Regions from separate parts of the Homo sapiens genome. Here region 2 is linked to region 1. The links are chromatin loops, found by intact Hi-C in ENCODE. Cell type or tissue: HepG2. All regions are shown on one strand. Each heading gives the region's core, and the rest is flanking DNA. Links, peaks and the distances in the headings are about the cores only. Region 1 has its middle 4.7 kb from the start of UNC93A. Region 2 overlaps TTLL2 (tubulin tyrosine ligase like 2).

Evidence for each region. Hi-C counts contacts between places; a loop is a spot of excess contacts. Peaks named below come from ENCODE experiments on the same cell type or tissue, not always from the same donor. Only the 100,000 strongest peaks of a DNase experiment are listed, where the experiment ranks them.
Region 2: a loop joins it to region 1, with 7 times the contacts of the local background. A loop is called at or near these places in 8 of 110 quality-filtered maps.

The regions. Positions count from the first base shown.
Region 1 is chr6:167,284,464-167,288,856 of GRCh38, reverse strand. It overlaps a transcript of UNC93A not described here. Among named protein-coding and RNA genes, the nearest start is that of UNC93A, 4.7 kb to the left of the region's middle. RefSeq lists enhancers at 1-236, 810-1,318. In HepG2, for the core only: no CTCF peak of the experiment used is centred there; a DNase peak (open chromatin) is centred at 2,286.
Region 2 is chr6:167,340,119-167,344,466 of GRCh38, reverse strand. It overlaps TTLL2 (tubulin tyrosine ligase like 2), which reads right to left. Exons shown (of 3, transcript NM_031949.5): 3 at 1,779-4,348. The coding sequence ends at 2,788. Among named protein-coding and RNA genes, the nearest start is that of TTLL2, 17 kb to the right of the region's middle. In HepG2, for the core only: no CTCF peak of the experiment used is centred there; DNase peaks (open chromatin) are centred at 2,186 and 2,576.

The DNA.
Region 1 (4,393 bases), core at 220-4,219:
AGACTTCACCAGCCACTAGATGGCACCGTTTTGCTACGGCTGAGTTCACCACAGGCGCCATGCGTTCTTCATGCTGTAGAATCACCTTGTAAATCACCAAACTTCCTGCCAAGAATCTAAAGATTAATTTAAGGGAAGTCTACCCAATGGTTTGCTTTTTTAAGGAATGTACTCATGTAAGCAAATTAATATCAATTTTCTTGACATTTACATCTGAAATCTTTGTTAATAAAAGCAATACCAAATAAACTCAAATGTATCTTACATCTTTTTATCCACATAAAGATGAAGAAGGTATCTATAGGGAGTAGAATGAGTTCTTGGCTACTTTAGGGAATTTCACACTTTGGAAATAAATGTACTCATGCTGTGTGTGTGTGTGTGTGTGTGTGTGTGTGTGTGTGTGTAAGGAAGAACAATTTGTGCTAACACAACCATGGCTTGAGAGAGTATTTTCTCTTAGCAAATGTTCCAAAGCATCTTAAATCTTGGCGGGGGCTGACCACTCCGCCTTCCCCTGGCTAGACAGGCCACCTCCTGAGCTGAGCGGGCATTCGGGGCTCTGGCTTCTTCCTCGGCCAAGGAGAACCCAGAGAGCCAATCAGAGAAAAAGCTTTGGGGCCAGTTGGCTATGTCAGGCCCTCAGCCAAGACCCTTAGCTAATTTCCATTACTTATCAGAGAGGGCAGAGACCCATCGTGTGGCAAGCCTGGCTGGAAATACTCCCATCCTCACACCATTTGTGAATCCTCCCAGCTTCCACGGTGTGGTTAAAGCTGCTGGTGATGTCCTGGGATTCTGGGTCTTTCTCTCAGCCCACGTCTCCACCTGGGACATGTGAGTGGCCTGACCACCCAGCCAAGACCGTCAAGGGCCTGCAGGGTCCCTGAACAACAGCATCTGATTGGGCTAAGGCACCCTCATTTTGCACCAGAATGAAGGAGAGCAGCAGCTCTGTGATTGATCACCGTCTTCCACTCTCCCTGTCAGGGCGGCAACGCTAGGTGAGCCCGAGTGCGGAGAATCTGGCCTGTTCCACTCTCATAGTCAGGGGGATCGTGTAGGTCCTGGTTCAGAACACACTCATGTGCACAGTGCACACACACACACACACGCATGCACACACGCATGCACACACACACATATGCACACACATGCACACACACACACACCCTTTTTATTTTCCAAGTTCGTAGGTCCTTTTCCTTTCCCATGAGCCCTCTGCAGCCTGGGATACAGCACCCACTTCTACAGTCGTCCACACTATTTATTGAGCGTCTACCCTGGGCCAGGCATCCTTCCTAATGTACTGGGGTACCACACTGATAAAAGGGCCAGGGGTCTCCATTCTCACAGAAGCCTAGTTCTAGTGGAGGAACCAAACAGTGAACAACTAAGCAAAATAGAGAACTGAAATTCCCATGGAGAGAAGAAGTGCGATCCCAAAACTAGAGCAGGTGGGACGATAGGGAGTATGGGGTGGTACACACGCTATCCACACCCCATCTCCACACGGGCGGCAGAGCAGTGTCCAGCTTTGGAGAGAGCAGCTCGGCTGGACCCAAGCATCACCAGGTCTGCAGCTCAGCAGCCGTTTCTATGAACCCTGCAAACTGGAGCAAGTGGCACTTTGGGTGGAAAAGATCCAGCTGAGTGCAGCGAGCAGTGGAGGAAGCCGGGCTGTGATTGGACAGCTGAGGGCCAAGTATGGCTATGATTGGACAGCTGAGAGCCAAATACGGCTGTGATTGGATAGCCGAGGAAGCCGGGCTGTGATTGTACAGCCGAGAGCCAACCACTTACATGTCTTCTAAGCCTGGATGAGGGGCAGAAAGTGCTGATTATGCTGGAATTTTTTTTTTTTTTTTTTTTTTTTTTTGAGACAGAGTCTTGCTCTGTCGCCCAGGCTGGAGTGCAGTGGCGCGATCTTGGCTCACTGCAACATCCGCCTCCCGGGTTCAAGCAATTCTCCTGCCTCAGCCTCCCGAGTAGCTGGGATTACAGGCACCCGCCACCACACCCAGCTAATTTTTTGTATTTCAGTAGAGACGGGGTTTCACCGTGTTGCCCAGGCTGGTCACGAACTCTTGAGCTCAGGCAATCCGCCCGCCTCGGCCTCCCAAAGTGCTGGGATTAAAGACTTGAGCCACAGCACCCGGCTGATGCTTGAATTTTCTAGGTATTTTTTCTATCAATTATTTTTGTCTATACAGACAAAGATACAGTGATGGGAAATTACGCCCAAAAATCTCCAAAGATAATTTCGTGCCTTTGCTCTCACAACCACAAACATCCATACAATTTGAACTTTGTCCCCAAGCGAGATAATGCCATCCTGGGTGACGTGACCTATTTGCAGTCCCTTCGCTCCAGCCGCTATTGCAGCGCGTGGCTTCTAAAATCTCAGCGAGTGTCAGCAGGTGAGACTGAGGCATTTTCCCCGTTTGTTTCCAGCTACGATGCAATGACCGCCTCTTTTCAGTGGTCCCTTGAGAAGCCACTGTGCCGCTTCTTCCCGCTCAGCGGGCGGTAAGGCCTGTATGTGCAGTGTGGGTCTCTCAGCAGCTGCTCCTGCTGGAAACTTCTCCACTGTCTTTGGAAAGGGTTTGCTGGAAAGCTATAGACAGACAGACTGGAAAGGTACTCGATATGATGAAGGGAGAACATCTTATAAAGACAAGCATTGAAGGTTATTGCTTAAGTTTTGACTAAAAATGCATATACACATTTTGTATATATGCATGTCCATATATACATATGTGAATATAAGATATGTATATATATTCATATAGCCATATGTGAATATAAATAGAGACATGTATATATAGACATGCATATATACAAAATGTATTATAGGCTCATTGTGTGTGTGTGTGTATATATATATATATATATAGAGAGAGAGAGAGAGAGAGAGAAAGAAAACTAACTCTTCACTGGACATAGAATTGGTGGGAGGAAAGGGGTATGTTTACTCTTTTTATTTCATGCACCTATATACTACTTCTATACTTTAAAGAAGAATATCTAATTTAAGAAGAATACAATTTTTAAAGAAAACTACACTTTTATAAAGGAATTGTTGTAGAAAGAACTCTGTAAGGTAAGCTAAGCCCCCCACCTACCCTCCAGGCTGCCCATTCTCCTGGTTGAGCTGCTGCCCAGGGCCGCCCTCCAGAACCCCCACCCCAGTGGGTTATAAAGAAACTGAATGCCAGCTCAGGTACCAGATGCCGTCACCTGAGACAGCAGCAGCTGCAGGGAAGCCGCTTCCACGACTCCAGCCCTGTGCTTGCGACAGAGGCCAACTCTCATCCCCGCCAGCCCCACGGGCGAGTCAGGCCACCATCGAGGCACATGTGGGCACTGCAGTGTGAGTCCCGGCTCATCACCAATCATTTAGGCCCCAGCTCACTTCCCCTCCTGGCTGGCAACTCCTTTTGTCCTGACCTGTTTATGATGAGCTGTAAAGAAGCACACAGTGGGATTGGGCCCTGGGATGAACCCTGGCAGACAGCTGGCTACATGGCAATCCTGCCCTCAGAAGTATTTCCCGAATTCTGCACTTTAGACACGGGAAGACGTGTGACAAATGCCAGCCAGGGCCCCTCCCCTTGGCCTAAATGCCATGGCTCAGGGCCAGCCTGTGTGGCAGGGAGTGTGACTGGGCATGGTGTCCCAGATGGTCAGCCACCCTCTCTCGGGCAGGTAACCACACACCTATGTGTCCCACTCAGTCCTGCCCCTCTGCAGTGGTGCCACCTGGCAGGGCCCGAAGGCCCAGACGGTGTGGGAAGGAACAGGTTGGCTTATGCTGGCACAGCCGAGGAGAAAATCAAGCTGATGATGTGTTTTGAGAACTGGAGAGGATTATGGAGAGGACTACAAGGCGAGTAGGAGTTCTGTGCTTACAGCGTGATACCACCAGGGGTCTGGGGTTGGTGGGCTGTGTGCGCTGTGTCCGGCGTTCCCAAGGTAAGGACCCACGGACCTCTGTAGCAAGATCTCCCAATGTTCTCAAGCAGCCACGATTTGGCAACGCACCCACCTGTGGCGACCGCCCTCAGAGTCCCAGACTGTGGGTCTGCACCCCGGACACGGGACCAGGGCCCTTCTCAGGAAAATGGGCTGTGTGTGGGCACTACAGGCAAGACTCTGTTTTTCCAAGGAATCCCCAATATCCTGTGTTTTTCTTACCCAGTGTGTTCAGTTAATGAATGATATTGAGCTGTGTATTTCCAGTGGCCCGAAAGCCATGATCAGTATCTACTCAAGTGGGCAACGTGAGCTCTGTGTGGATAAACCTAATGAACAGGGCTTAGCGGAGAGGATGGGCATGCCTGGCCTTCGCTTTCTAGTCCTCCTCTCCTCTGTCCCCCATCCCTCCCCAGCC
Region 2 (4,348 bases), core at 349-4,348, 55 kb before region 1:
AGATGTTTATTTGAGATCTTTTTTTTTTTTTGATATGGACATTTATTGGTATAAACTTTTCTTTTATAACTTCTTTTGCTGCATCCCATAAGTTTTGGTATGTTGTGTTTCCATTTTCATTTGTATCAAGATATTTTAAAATTTCCTTTTTAATTTCTTCTTTGACTCAGTGGTTGTTCAGGAGCATATTGCTTAATTTCCACATGTTTGTGATTTTTTAAAAAAAATCGTCCTGTTTTTGATGTCTATTTTTATTCCACTGTGGTCAGAGAAGAAACCTGATATGAATCCAGTCCTCTTAAAGCTGCTAAGATTTGCTTTGTGGCCTCACCTATGATCTATCCTGGAGAATGTTCTGTGCATGACTGTTAGGTCCAGTTGGGCCAATGTGAGTTTCAAGCCCAATGTTTCCTTACTGATTTTCTGTCTGGATGATCTGTCTGCTGTTGAAAGTCGGGTATTGAAGCCCTCCTGCTGCTATCATATTGCAGTCTATGTCTCCTTTCAGATTGATTATTATTGGCTTTACATATTTAGGTGGCCCAATGTTGGGTACACAGACTTAAAAATTGTAACATGCTCTTGATGAATGGGCCCCTTTATTATTATGTAAGGACCATCTTTGTCTCTTTTTACAGTTATTGACTTAAAGTCTGTTTTTTCAGACATAAGGATAGCCATTCTTGCTCTCTTTTGGTTTCCATTTGCCTGAAATATCTTTTTCCATCCCTTCACTTTCAGTCTACCTAAACCACCTGCCAAGGAGTCCTGGAGAAGTCACGCACAGCAGTGCCTCAGCAGGCAGGTCCACCTACATGGTCCCAGCTGTGGATGTGAAAATTACCCTGTGCCTTGGCACCAGCCCCCCTCAGCTGTGGTTGCAGGTTAATCCTGCTCCTACGAGGACCCAGAGAGAGACCCACCCATCTGAAACACCCAGAGGCTTGCGGTGGGTCTTGTTCCACAGCAGATGCTGACGGGACCCTCTCTTGGCTCTAGGCCCTCTCGGCTGTGACCCAGGAGCCCTCTTAACAACACAGGGGCCTGCTGGGAGACTCGCTGGTCTAGGCCACCACGATAGGGTTGCTGGCCTCTGTCCCATTGCAGAGCCTGAACAAGCTCTGAATGCTGACTCCAGCCCCATTCTACTGCCACCCAGGAGAAGTTCCAGTCACATAGGGAACTGCTAGAGTCTCACCCACCAGTGCCCCTGGATGGAGCTTAATGAACTTGGACCCTTGCAGATCCTGACACAGCCCTGGGGCTCGGGTCTAGCCTTTCCTACCAGGCTATGATCTGGGAGAGTTCTGCCGAGCCGGGGTCCTGCCAGGAGACACACAATTCCGTCCCTGGAGTAGGCTTGCCAACCTCTGTCCTATGGCAGATCCTCAAAGGGCCCTGGACCTCGGTCCTGGCCCATCCTGCCTGCAGACTGAGAGTGGTTCTGTCCACCTGGGGACCCTGGAGGCACACGTCTAGCAGTGCCCCTGCAGGCTGACTTCTGACCTTGGTCCACGGGGGATCTTCTCAACTGGCTCCAGCTCTTCTCAGCTATGACCTGCGACCAGGCCTGCCCACCCAGGAACCTGCTGGGAGATACGCCTGTCTGCACTTCCCCATCCCTACCTTTTTTTTTAAAATAAAAAAATAATTTTTCTTTTTTTTAAGTGAGAAGAGTCTTGTTATGTTGCTCAGGCTGGTCTTAAACACCTGGGCTCAAGAGATCCTCCCACCTTGTCCTCCCAAAATGCTGGGATTGAAGGCATGAGCCACCATGGCCAGCTTTTAACTTTTTTATTGTGGTAAAACACACATAACACAAAATGTACCATGAGTGATACTTAGTGAATTCCCCGTGTTGTGCAACCATCACCTCTATATAGTTCCAGAACATTTCTGTCACCCCAAAGGGAAGCCCCCTACCCATCAGTAGGCACTCCTCATTACCCCTCCCCTAAGCCACCAATCTGCTTTTGATGGATTTGCCAATTCTGACATTCCATATCAACGGAGTCATACAACATGTGGCCTTTTGTATCTGACTACTTTCACTAGAATAATGTTTTCAAGTAACCTACTGGAATTTTTATGTCTTAGGACTGCAGATGCTTTTTATGTGGCAGGAATGACAGCATACTTTGATCTGGGAGGCCATGACCTCACATGCTGTGATGGTAAACAAATGGTGACAAGGCCAAGGGGCCACTATTTAAATACAGCCCAAAGATGCCCCCACAGGGAGCTCTTTGGTGCAAAGTCTGATTTCAAGCCCAGGATTTGTAAACAACAGAGTCATTAGGGCTTTCAGTGATTTATCTCACTCTGAATGATTGTCTGATCTTAAGTTAACAAAATAATTTTAACAAATAACTGGTTGATTTAAAAAAAAACACACAGAAAGTTAACTCCTGGCTTCTTTTGTACTGTTTTCACCTAATAATCCTTTAAAAATATTAGAATAATCTTTTTCTCCTCTTTAAATACATACATAGCATAATCGTAGTGTAGCACATTCAATTACTGGTGGGAGGCTGTGTGGTATTTGTAGAATTCTTTCAAGACACCTGAGCAAATAAACATGGGATGTAATGTAGTTTAATCACCACTTGAACATATTGTGCTTTGTCAGAGCTGTTATATTTATACATATGGCCACATCTTCAGTCCCAATGTCATAGTTAACATGCTGGTGGCACAGGTAGGGACTTGAACTATTGCTTTCTCTAGGACAGGATCCTTGGTTTTTAAAAATCCATGTCACTTTTTCTTGATTTGATTTTTTACCACTTAGGAATGTTGCTTATTCATTAGTTTCTGGAGCTCTTGGATTATTCTTTTGACATTTAATCCATTCCTGGAAGCTCCGAGAGTTGCTTCATTGAAAGGAAAAACAAGAACAAAGTTGCCTGCTTGGGGATCTGGAGCTTTGCCACGGTCTGACAGGACACACGGGGAGGTCTTGGTCTTGCAGGAGTGCGACTGGAAGAGGGACGCGTAGGGCATGAGTGTCTTGTGAGGCGTGTGCCTGCTCCGTAACTTGGGCTTGCTTTGTGGCATCTCCCTTGTTGACAGATGAAAATCCTGCCCACTCATCTCTCCTTCCAGCTGGGAGGCAGGTGCAGCTTCAGGACGCACACTCACAGCTTTCTCCACCACAGAGTCATCCTCGTTGTACATTCTGCTTGTGAACGAAAGAGAATCATAAGGAAGACAGTCAGGAGCATCAAGCCCACCTCTGTCACTTTTTGCAGCGTCGATGTTGGAATTTCCATGTGTGGCATTACTGGCTTCTCTCCCCTCATTTCTTAGACCATTTAAGTAAATCAGGTCAATAATATCATGGACAAGTTTTCTCTTCACCAACACATCTGTTGAACAATCCAAGGTCAAGGCTGGGCTGTAGTTGACCTCTAAAAGCCATGGTTTCAAGTTGTCATCAATCAAAATATCAAACCCAAAGAGCTCAAAGCAATTGGCAGCAAAGGGGACAGATGGTGCAATGGCGAGAATGGTGAGAATAACCATGCGGTGGATTTTCTTCCACAAAAGCAGATCGTCCACATCCCAGCTACGAAGGTAGGAAAAAAATCTGCTGAGCGTCCATTTACAACCATGACCAATCACTTCTTTGATCTTCTCATAAGAGGCCCCGGATTTATTGATGCTGCTGTTGGTCAAATGGGCATAATTGTTTTGCAAATTACTGAGGTCAAACTTTTCCGTGGCAAACCGAACCAACCCTTCCTGATAAACATAAATGGTCAAAGGCTTAAAGCCAGTAACACAAACATAGATGCGGAGATCACATTTATATCTGCCAATAAGTAAAGGATTGGAGATATATTTCTGCACTATGTACATATCATCAAAGATGAAGTCTTTAAAGTCACTGAAAATTAGTATCCCCCTCCCACGAGATAACTCAGCAGGCTTGCAAATCCAATAGCTATGCTTGGTGCCCAGCATCTGCCTCTCCTGAAAGTATTCAGCCACGAACTTGGTATAGTCATTGGGCATGACGAACGTCAGGGGGATGAACTGGTACAGGGAAGTGCCATACATCCTCCTCATGTGCTTCAGGTGTTTGGCCAAACAGTCTTTCCTGGTAAGCTTGGTGGTTCCAGGGTGGTGGTTTAGCTGCTGCCACGGTTTAACACTGTTGTGTTCGGTCATTCGGAAAGAGGATGTCCTCCAGTACAGGTTCCAGTCCTCCGCGTTCTGCTCCTGCTTATCAAACTTATTCCACCCCCTCTCCAGGAGGACGCTTTGCACCACAGCCGGGGTGGTCTCGTCAACGCGAAAAACCAGCGGCTTCAAGAGGGCCCCTGAAGGTTCATCTTCCGCCATC